Regions from separate parts of the Mus musculus genome. Here region 2 is linked to region 1. Evidence: chromatin loops called from intact Hi-C (ENCODE). Cell type or tissue: heart. All regions are shown on one strand. Each heading gives the region's core, and the rest is flanking DNA. Links, peaks and the distances in the headings are about the cores only.

Region 1 (4,875 bases), core at 478-4,477:
TAACCTCTCTTGATCCAGATGTTCTTGCGGTATTTGGAGGGCATGCTCACCAGGAAGCGCTGCCCCTGTGCTGTTTCCACCTCATGCAGATTGTTCCCAGGAGTCCTGAGGACCTGGTCCAGGAAAAAGCGAGAACTAGCCACTTCATCAGTTAAATCAAGCATGCTCCGACCTGCACTGAGCCTTCCCTTTCCACACCCAGCGGTGCAATGGGAGCATTGGGAGGAGGACGGGAAGCCCGAGACAGGCGGCACTCACTTTCACTATTTGCTGGTGGTCAGAAGGCACCATGTGCTCCCCCAGCACCTCCTGCACCACATGCTTCCTCTTGCTGGCCTGAGACATGCTGGTTTCTGTCCAGGGTTGTTAGGGTGCACAGACTGTCAGTTCTTCTTCCAGAATTATTTGGATGCCAGCCTTAGAAGCCAGGACTGCTTTCAAGAGAAGCAGCCTTATACGAAAAAGTGCCACCTCGCCCTGTTAAAAACATGCACTTTAGGGGACAGCAGGACTTGCTGCTCTGGCAGAGAACCAGGTATGGTTTCCAGCCACAGGGGATTCAACGCCCTCTTTTGAGACACACATGCAGGTAAAAACACTAATACACATAAAACATGAATGAAATCATTGAAAGACAAATCACAGACTTAGCCAGGTGCTGGTGTATATCTTTATTCTTAGCACTTGGGAGGGAGAGGTAGGCAGAAATTTGTTGAGTCCTGGGCCAACCTAGTCTACATAGGGAGACCGTAAACCAAAAACAAACAAGCAGGACCTTCAAGGGCCAGGGAGATGTCCTATGAGCCAGCACCCACATCAGATGGTTCACAACCACCTTTAACTCCAATTCAAGGGCATCCACCGCCCTCTTCTGGCTTCCGAGGGCACTCACAACACCACCCATGGGGGACATCTTTAAAAAAAAAACAAACCAAACCAGGAAACACAGGTTTTATAGTGTCAGCTGAGACGTCAGGGTGGCTCAAGCCTTCGATCTCAACACTAATCCCAACCCACGGAGCACGGGGCCGGCCCTCTCAATAACAAAGAAAAACTAAGTAAATCGGCGAGATCACGGAAACTACCCAGCACAGGGCAAGCCCTGAGTCCTACGTCTCAGTCCTGTTAGGACGGCGACGCCTCCCCCTCCCAGGCCGATCGGTCATCCCGCCAAGCTCTCTGAGCGAAATCTAAGGTGAGCTGCGTTCCGCCACAGGCTTCAACACCCAAGGCAGGAGAGCCACACAACGACGGCCTCCCGACACATCCCAGGCACGGAGCGACCGACGCGGCGCCCAGCACGAGAGCTGCCCACGGAACTCACCCGCTCGGCGCCACACCAGCACGCTCCGCTTTCCAGGTTGACGGCGACAGTAGCTCGTCCACGACGCGCCTCGACAGCGAGGGACCAAAGAGCAAACAACTGTGACCTGCAGGTGGCCCCGACGGTAACGCCGGTCTGGACGCTCGGCCCCAATCCTCCGTTGTTCCTCCCTCCCGTCTGCCGGTCTGAGGTGACAGACCTGAGGAAACCGCGCCGGGAATTGCGATTCCGGGGCGCTCAGAGGTCCTCCGGATTTCCCGCCCCCTCTTCGTCCGTCCCTTTAACTCTTCCCTCCATCAAGTGAGGCAAGCCTAAGTTCCGAGTGCGGGGCAGGAAAACGCATTCTCCTCGGAGGTCTCGATCCCACAGACCGGAAGGGCCGCTGGAGAAACAAAAGCCATCGAAAGCCGGATGGCTTCTTGAGAGGAACCGGAAAACAGCGACCCCCGTGGGCGCCGCGGCTGGCGATTGCGCGTCAACTCTATGGCTCCGGGTAGCTAGACCTGCCCAGTTTGGGGATTAGTTTTGAAGGTCGCGCATAAAACGACCCGGAAGCGGAAGTCGAGGAACCGTCTCGTAGCTTGAGGTCTGGGCGGGAGCGGCCGAGTGGCGCGAGGAGCCGTTACCAGAGCCGGAGCCTCCGGTGAGCGTGAGAAGCGGAGTGGTGCTCCGGCTGGCGTGCGGTGGCGGCGCGCAGAGGCGGGAGGGAGGGGAATCCATCGCGGAGGCGCGCCTTTGCAGCGGGGCAGCCCGAGTCTGCGGGAGGGGCGATGCGCGGTGTGTCCGGGTGGCGGCGCGTGGAGGGGGCGGGGCGCTCGGAGCGGGGCGGGGCCTCAGGGCGGGGCCTGCGGGACCTGAGAGGCGTGGAAGAGGCCGGCAGCCCGAGTGAGGGCGGCGAGGCTGGCGAGAGCCGCGTGCTGTTCCTACCACGTGTTAGTTCCCAACGGGGTCAGTGTCTGTGTAGCCAGGGTCGCGGGCTGTGAGGGCTTCAGGGCGGACCTTGACTACTGAGTCTGGGAGTCGCTCTGTTGCCTTAGGTGCGCCACCAGCTAGTGCAAGCTGATATATCCAATATACCCAAAACCAGGACCCACGGAAAGTGGAAATTTCCGAATAGCCGGGGATGGGTTGGGGGGACTCAAGGGAGCAGCCACAGTAGCTGTGGTAGGATATTGCCCTTGGGACTTGTGGTCTTCAGCCCTAACCTACTTTTCTTTTTTTTTTTTTTTTTTTTTTGGCGGGGGGGATTCCCAGGTTAAGCCTGATCACGATGACAACCTCCCAAAAGCACCGAGACTTCGTGGCAGAGCCCATGGGGGAAAAGCCAGTGGGGAGCCTGGCCGGGATTGGTGACGTCCTGAGCAAGAGGCTGGAGGAAAGGGGCTTTGACAAGGTGTGGGGGGGCTGCAAATGCCAGGGAGGGGTAGGAGCGAAGGTTGGCAACAGGTGGTACCACGCAGATTGGGAGTGAGGCCCACACATGTTTGGGGGGTACCTGGGGAGGCATGGTGCCTCCTTCATTTTTGTGTTTTGTTGAGACAGGGCTTCTCAGTGCTAGGATTAAAGGTGTGGCTCACTGTCCCCTGCCCTTTTGTGTGTTTTAAATATCACGAAAATGAAACTAGGCATAGTGGATTGTGCTTATGACCCTAACACTTGGGAAGTTGAGCTAAGAGGATTCCCGTGGGATTTAATGCCAGCCCTGACAACAAAGGAACAAACCCTGTCTTTCTTTTTTTTTTTTTTTCGAGACAGGGTTTCTCTGTGTAGCCCTGGCTGTCCTGGAACTCACTCTGTAGACCAGGCTGGCCTCGAACTCAGAAATCCGCCTGTCTCTGCCTCCCAAGTGCTGGGATTAAAGTCGTGCGCCACCACTGCCTGGCAACAAACCCTGTCTTAATCAAAATAAAAATGGCCTTGCCCTCTGAAGTATTTACCACCTAACCCTCCCTAGCTTCAGAGATCTGGCCTCTTCGGAGTGGTATCAGCGTGGACAGTCCTGTTGCTTTAGCCCATGAGACACTTAGCCACATGCCCTTTTCTATTCTGCAGGCTTATGTGGTCCTTGGCCAGTTTCTGGTGCTAAAGAAAGATGAAGACCTCTTCCGAGAATGGCTGAAGGATACATGTGGTGCCAATGCCAAGCAGTCCCGGGACTGCTTTGGGTGCCTTCGAGAATGGTGTGATGCCTTCTTGTAGTGTTCTCTGGGGATCCCTCATACCCCAGCCACAGCACAGTTTCCAGAGTCTGCAGCAGGGCAGGGCTCCTCCCTGTCCTCCATAAAGGAAAAGATGGCTGTTGTCACCCTCACCTCCTATGTACTCCAGGGTCTATGGGGAGTTCTCTCCCCTCAGCGTTTCAATCTTTCTGGGATCGTTTCCCTTGCATGCCTTTCCCTTCCACCTCCCCCTGCAGTTCCGTGGCAGCAGTTACCAACTTTCCTGAATGGATTCCTGGCCCCCTTCTCCCTCACTATCTGTTGGATGCCCTTTGGCTCCTTTCCTTTTTTTGGCAAAAACAGTCACTGTCCTTATAAAAGATTTTTAAATTAATAAAATCAGTGGCCTTCATACTTGGTGTTCTGTGTCAGAGAGCAGATAGGCTGGGGAGTTGTGTATTCCCAGGGCTGAACACGTCTACTTCATTCGTTATCAGTGCAGACCGAAACTGGTGCCTTCTATTTCCCCTCCCAAGAGGGAGCCACCCTAGCCATGTGGGCTCTGGGCAGGTGCCCTGGGTGTCCCAATTCCTAAACATTGTGGGAGAGAGTGTGGGTTGGCTTTTTTCTCCTGGGAGCCAGGTAGGCTGAAGGCTTCCAGATGTCAGCAGTCAGTCTAGGCAGCACCTGGTGGAAAGTCAGTGGGAGTCAAAGGTACCAGGAAGCGGGTGGATGGGATGTGGGTAAGAGGTCACCTGCCAGTCATCATAGCATGTGCTCTTAGCGTCTGGCAAGAATGAATGGGTGGGACTTTTGCTGTTTGCCAAGCTACCATAGAAAAGGAAGGAAATGGTTAAACTTGAAAGCCAAATCCTACTTCTATTGTTTTCAAGCTCATATTGTGAGCCAACCCTGAAACTAGTATCTTTGTAAGCACTTATTACATTTTTTATTTTGGAATGGTAAGAGATTTGGAGCTTAGAAAGCTAATTTGCCCTTGAACTTTCAAGAAACTAGCCACTGGAGCTCAAAGTGTGTGGGAGCCTGTGTTCCTGTGTCATGTAACCCATGCTATGCTTTTTGAGCTTCATACGGTGAGGGTTGTGGGGAGCAGGTACAGTGCTGTGTAACAATGGTTCCTGCTTGATAGTCATTCCTTCAACAGAAAGTATCATTGAACAATGGCTTGATTATACAAATGAAATGCTTTTCTGCATGTTTACTCTCCAGGAAGGTAAGGATGGCAGTACGGGACTGGGTGTGAGATGAGACAATTCTCATGGTCATTTGATAAAGGGAAGGTTAATTAATAGGGTGGTCTCTCTCTGTTCTGCCTCGTGGGGGCGCATGCCTTTAATGCCAGCACTTGGGAGGCAGAGGCAGGAGGATCTC
Region 2 (4,875 bases), core at 558-4,557, 91 kb before region 1:
AGACAGGGGGAGGAGGTCCTGGAGGAGGTCCTGGTTTATAAGACCAGGTCTCCCACTCCACTTCTGGTCCCTAGGCGGAGCACATTTTAGGGTTTCTAGACAGATCCCTCTCAGCTCCAGTCTGTTTCCCTGTACTCTTATCTCCGTGGCAGCCTCAGCACCCATCTCGTTCTAGAAACCTGGGCTATCTCCCAAATTTCTCTCTTCAGGCATTCAGAGCTGTTGATGTGCCTGCTGAGTGCCTCTCTCTGCGGCTTACTCCCCGCCCCACTGACTCAGTGCCAGCCTAGTTCTGCACAGCTCTCTGTTCACTGACACAGTGTTATTCATCTACAGTGCACTCTGCCACCAGAATCCACCCCACACAGCACACGTGGAGACTTCTTTGGCGGGGACAGAGTTGGGGACAAAGTCTCCTACAGATCAGGTCTTGAATTTGCTGTGGGGAGGATGACCTTGAATTCCTGAGGCTCCTGCAGCTCCCTTCCAAGTGCTGGGATTACTGGCAAATACCAACACAACTGGCTTCAGAAAAGTCTTTTTAAAATGTATATTTTCTTGACTGTGGTGGTTCATGCTTGTAATTCCTACACAGAGGCCAGAGAATCTCCGTGAATTGGAGGCCAACCTGGTCTACTTTCAGGCTCTCCAGGATTACATACCCTGTCTCAAAACATTTTGAAATGTTATTTCCCTCTTTAAAATTCTACCTGGCCTTTGTCAAGCCTCTAGCCCAGAACTGCAGGTCCTTAAGAACTCGACATCTATCCGCCATTGAAGTCTACTTCCCTTTCCAACTTCAACCTCTCAAGCACTGGGATTGCAGGATAGGAGCCACCAATATACCCTGCTCTTCAAAGCCTCCTCATCTTACCACTTCCCATATACCCACGCTTACCAGACTCTCAGAACTAGCCTCGCTTAATCCTAAAGGAGCTAGACTCTCCAGGGCAGCAGTGACTCTTCCCACACTTCTTGCTTCTTTCACATACTCTTTCTCTCTTGGCAGTCTTGTATTTTGTGTTTTGATGACAGGGTCTCTCTACATAGTCCTATCTGTCCTGGAACTCCCTGCTGGCATCTTATGCATCTTTAATGGCCCCTCAGGTATTTCCTCTTTGGGAAATATTTTGGGGATCTCAGAGACTACTTCTGTATCACATCCTTTTTTTATGGTCCAAGAATAAACCAGGGCCTTCCACATGCTAGGTAAGTGCGTTGTCATTGAGCCATATGCTCAACGTGAGCTTCTGTGCCTGCCCTCTCTCTCTTCCCCAAAAGATTCTCTCTCTCTCTCTCTCTCTCTCTCTCGCTCTCTCGCTCTCGCTCTCTCTCTCTGCAAGACAGGGTTTCTCTGTGTAGCCTTGGCTTCTTCTGTCAGATTTTGACCTTTTTGATCAAGTACAGGATTATTGTTAAGCGTATTTCTACACGGACCTTTCACACAACAAAGGTTTATTAAACAAACAAATCCTTTGGATGGCCCATCCTGCAGGCAGGAAACGGTCCCTGGGAGGAAGGGAGGGAGGGTTGGGAATGGGCCAGGACCTTTGACTCTAGATTCGGAGTAGCTGCGAGGGAGTGATGCTTCATAGTTCTCGGAAAGGAAGAAGAGCCTGGTAAGCCATCTGTTTAGCTTCTGTTGCGGAGTGGGAAGGAGTCAAAGGCAGACACCTGAATATCATTTCTCAAAAAGTGCTCGAGGGATTTTGGAACATGGAGTCCTGTAACGCCTTCAAGTCCCGCTGAGATGACCATAGAAGGAAAGGAGAGAGAAGGTCTCTACTGTTTGAGGGTCGTGACACCCAGGTCCGGAGTGGGCGAGAAAAGAGAGCTACAGGCTTAGGCTCCGCCCCTTCCTGGGAGACTTTCTGGATTGGCTGTTCTTGGGCAACATCACGAGGCCCCGCCCCGGCGCGCGCCCTGCCTCGTGCCCACCCCAGGGTAGCTGCTGCAGCCTACGCTGCCTCTTCCACTGCCTACGGTCCTCGGAGCCAGAGCCCGGGTCGGAGCCTGAGAGGCAACCGGCCCGAGGAGGGGCTCCAGAGCCTCGGCCGTGGGCGGGCGATGCTGCAGCTGCCTGATCAACTATGGAGGCCGAAGCAGGCGGCCTGGAGGAGCTGACGGACGAGGAGATGGCGGCGCTGGGTAAGGAGGAGCTGGTGCGGCGCCTGCGGCGGGAGGAGGCGGCGCGCCTGGCAGCGCTAGTGCAGCGCGGCCGCCTGATGCAGGAGGTGAATCGGCAGCTGCAGGGTCACCTGGGCGAGATCCGTGAGCTCAAACAGCTCAACCGGCGCCTGCAGGCGGAGAACCGGGAGCTGCGCGACCTCTGCTGCTTTCTGGACTCGGAGCGCCAACGAGGACGGCGTGCGGCGCGCCAGTGGCAGCTCTTTGGGACCCAAGCATCCCGGGCGGTGCGCGAGGACCTGGGTGGCTGTTGGCAGAAGCTAGCGGAGCTGGAAGGCCGCCAGGAGGAGCTGCTGCGGGAAAATCTGGCCCTTAAGGAGCTTTGCTTAGCACTGGGCGAAGAGTGGGGCCCCCGCGGTGGCCCCGGCGGCGCAGTGGGCTCAGGTGCTGGGCCCACACCCGAGCTCGCCCTGCCACCGTGCGGGCCCCGCGACCTAGGCGATGGAAGTTCCAGCACTGGCAGTGTGGGCAGCCCGGATCAGTTGCCCCTAGCCTGCTCCCCTGATGACTGAGGGCGCCGCATTTTCCACGCCAATGCCTGCCTGGATTGCTCCCTGAGCTCGGGGAATGCTGTGGACCTCCAGACCTGGTCGTAGCTTCGGCTGAGCACCAGGGCGCTGGAATGGACTGGAAAAGCCCTGGCACTGAGGAGGGCTCCTTGCTCTTGCTGGCAGAGCAGCAGGGGAAATGGAGGCTGAAGTGGAGGGACTTGCTGTGTGGTTGGGTGGGGACTAATAAACTGGGAAGGAAGCAGAGCCCGAAGCCTGGCCAGCTTGTGTCTAGAACTCGCCGGGGTTGGGAAGAGGGCGTAAACCCAGAGATGCAGTGCAGTTCTCATCCGGAGGAACTGCAGAGCTAGGGCTGACTCCCTATTACCTGGGATTGGGGTGGGATTTGAGACGGTGGTAGACCACTAACTCCCCCGATGGGCGCCAAGACAGGCTGAAATCCGGCCGCTGTAGTGGCTCCAGCTCCCTTCCAGGCTCCTTCCTGTCTAAAACAATGGGACAGGAAGCAGGTGTTGGGGGCCTAAAGCCCACTGAACCGCCTGCATGGATGGTGGAAGGATATACCACCGGCCTTCCCTGCCCCCCCCCCAGTCCTTAAGACAGGAGCAGTGTGGGTTCCCATGGGGAAAATAATTGATAATCTTCTTTGCTTGCACTCCAGAGCATTCTTAGTCTCTCAGTATAGGAGACAAGGAAGAGCAGAGGGTCGCCCCATTCTTCAGGTGAGAATATGGAAGTCCAAAAACATATGGTAGTTTCTTCAAGGTCAATGCTGAGACTGGAACCTGGAACTCCTGTTCCAAATGGTCTCCTTTAGCCTCTGGATCCAACATGACAACCCAGACTAGAGCTTCAAGCCTTTTATTCCATTTTGGAAGGTTTGTATAAAAATAGTCTCTTTAGGAAAATAAATAGCAGCTGCCCTTGCGGTGGAGGCTCGGATACCCTGAAGCTAAGCGCTTCTCAGAGCTAGGGAGTGCAGCTCCGCTCCTCACAGAAGCCCCTGGCGCCTCCTGCGTTGTGCCATTCAGGAGGAGCCTGCAGGATGTCCGGTGCTGCTGGCTGTTGATGCTGTGTGAGTTAGTGTTCTAGGCTAGTCAAAGGGCACCTTCTGTCTAGGTGTAGAGTAGGCTGGATAACATGAAGAAAGTGACGTGGTGTGGGAAAGTGGTCTGCAAGGGGTAAGGGTGTCAAAGGACCCCTGGGGATCTACAAAGTCTGGGCTGCCAGGCGTTCTCTGGCAGAGGGAACATATTTTCCTCTAATTTTGTGCAAATTATGATAGGCCAGCTCTAGAAAAACAGTGAGCAGCTTTGGGGATCCCCTCCAAGCTGGCTCTACATCAAAGCATAATGTGTTTGTTCTAGTCGGAAGAGATAAAAGATCTGCTGGTTTGGGGCAAGGGTATGGTCCAGGCCTGCTGGATCAATGGGAGAAAGGGGATGGCTTGGAGTAGCACCAGCAAGGGATGTGGCTGGGTGCCTCACAAAGCCAGGAGTGTAGGAGAGCCCAGGGGGTCGGAGGAGGGGTCGCCACTGCTGCTGCTACTCTTTCGGTGAGCGGAGGAGCAAGGTTCTGGTGTGCTAGGATAGGTGAAAACCAGACTCGGAGTAAAAGGAGTCAGAGAGGGTGTGGTCATGAGCGTGGGGGTATGCAGTGCTTCCGGTTCAAGTACGGGTCCTGGAGAAAGGGAGATGCAAGGCACTGGGCGGCCGGGGGCTGGTGGGCTGCTAGCACCGCTGGTGCTGCCAGAACCACCTGGGTCCTTCTTGTCTCCTTCTGGGATTTTGCAGATGGGGCGATGGGCTTCCAGCACCAGCTCAAGGCGTTCCTTCTGCTTCTGCAGCTCTTCAATCTCTCGCTGCAGCCCCGATTTCTCATCCTCCAATTTGTCGGTCTCCTTTACAGGATTAGCAGAAAGATAGGAAAATGAAGGCTAAAGATCCCCAAGCCTCAGGCTGGAGTAGGGACTGTGCCTGTCATCCCCAACAAGTCTGGACTGCAACTCCCTCCCGTGAGCCTCTGGGAGAAAATGGCCATGACTCCCATCAGACGGGGGCATCTTAGGAGAATTGCTGCCTACCATCTTCGACTCTGCCTCGAAGCCCGACAAACAATATTTAAGCCACTTTCCCTTATCCTTTTTCCAGGACTTCCCCACAGGCAGGGAGGATGACAG

Evidence for each region. A loop is a pair of places that touch in the nucleus more often than their neighbours do. Peaks named below come from ENCODE experiments on the same cell type or tissue, not always from the same donor. Only the 100,000 strongest peaks of a DNase experiment are listed, where the experiment ranks them.
Region 2: it touches region 1 in a loop (9-fold over the local background); 1 of 42 quality-filtered maps calls a loop at or near these places.

What each region holds. Positions count from the first base shown.
Region 1 is chr19:5,363,660-5,368,534 of GRCm38, reverse strand. It overlaps Banf1 (BAF nuclear assembly factor 1), which reads left to right and starts at 1,659. Exons shown (of 3, transcript NM_011793.3): 1 at 1,659-1,967; 2 at 2,579-2,717; 3 at 3,377-3,902. The coding sequence starts at 2,595. The coding sequence ends at 3,523. It overlaps Eif1ad (eukaryotic translation initiation factor 1A domain containing), which reads right to left and starts at 1,722. Exons shown (of 6, transcript NM_027236.2): 1 at 1,325-1,722; 2 at 259-477; 3 at 5-113. The coding sequence starts at 345. In heart, for the core only: CTCF peaks have their summits at 861 (motif pointing left) and 2,070; DNase peaks (open chromatin) are centred at 1,864 and 2,746; H3K4me3 peaks cover 2,489 bases; H3K27ac peaks cover 2,218 bases.
Region 2 is chr19:5,454,613-5,459,487 of GRCm38, reverse strand. It overlaps Fosl1 (fos-like antigen 1), which reads right to left. Exons shown (of 4, transcript NM_010235.2): 4 at 3,550-4,596. The coding sequence ends at 4,180. It overlaps Ccdc85b (coiled-coil domain containing 85B), which reads left to right and starts at 1,925. Exons shown (of 1, transcript NM_198616.4): 1 at 1,925-4,875. The coding sequence starts at 2,091. The coding sequence ends at 2,699. In heart, for the core only: a CTCF peak has its summit at 2,159; DNase peaks (open chromatin) are centred at 1,917, 3,137 and 4,227; H3K4me3 peaks cover 3,545 bases; H3K27ac peaks cover 2,926 bases.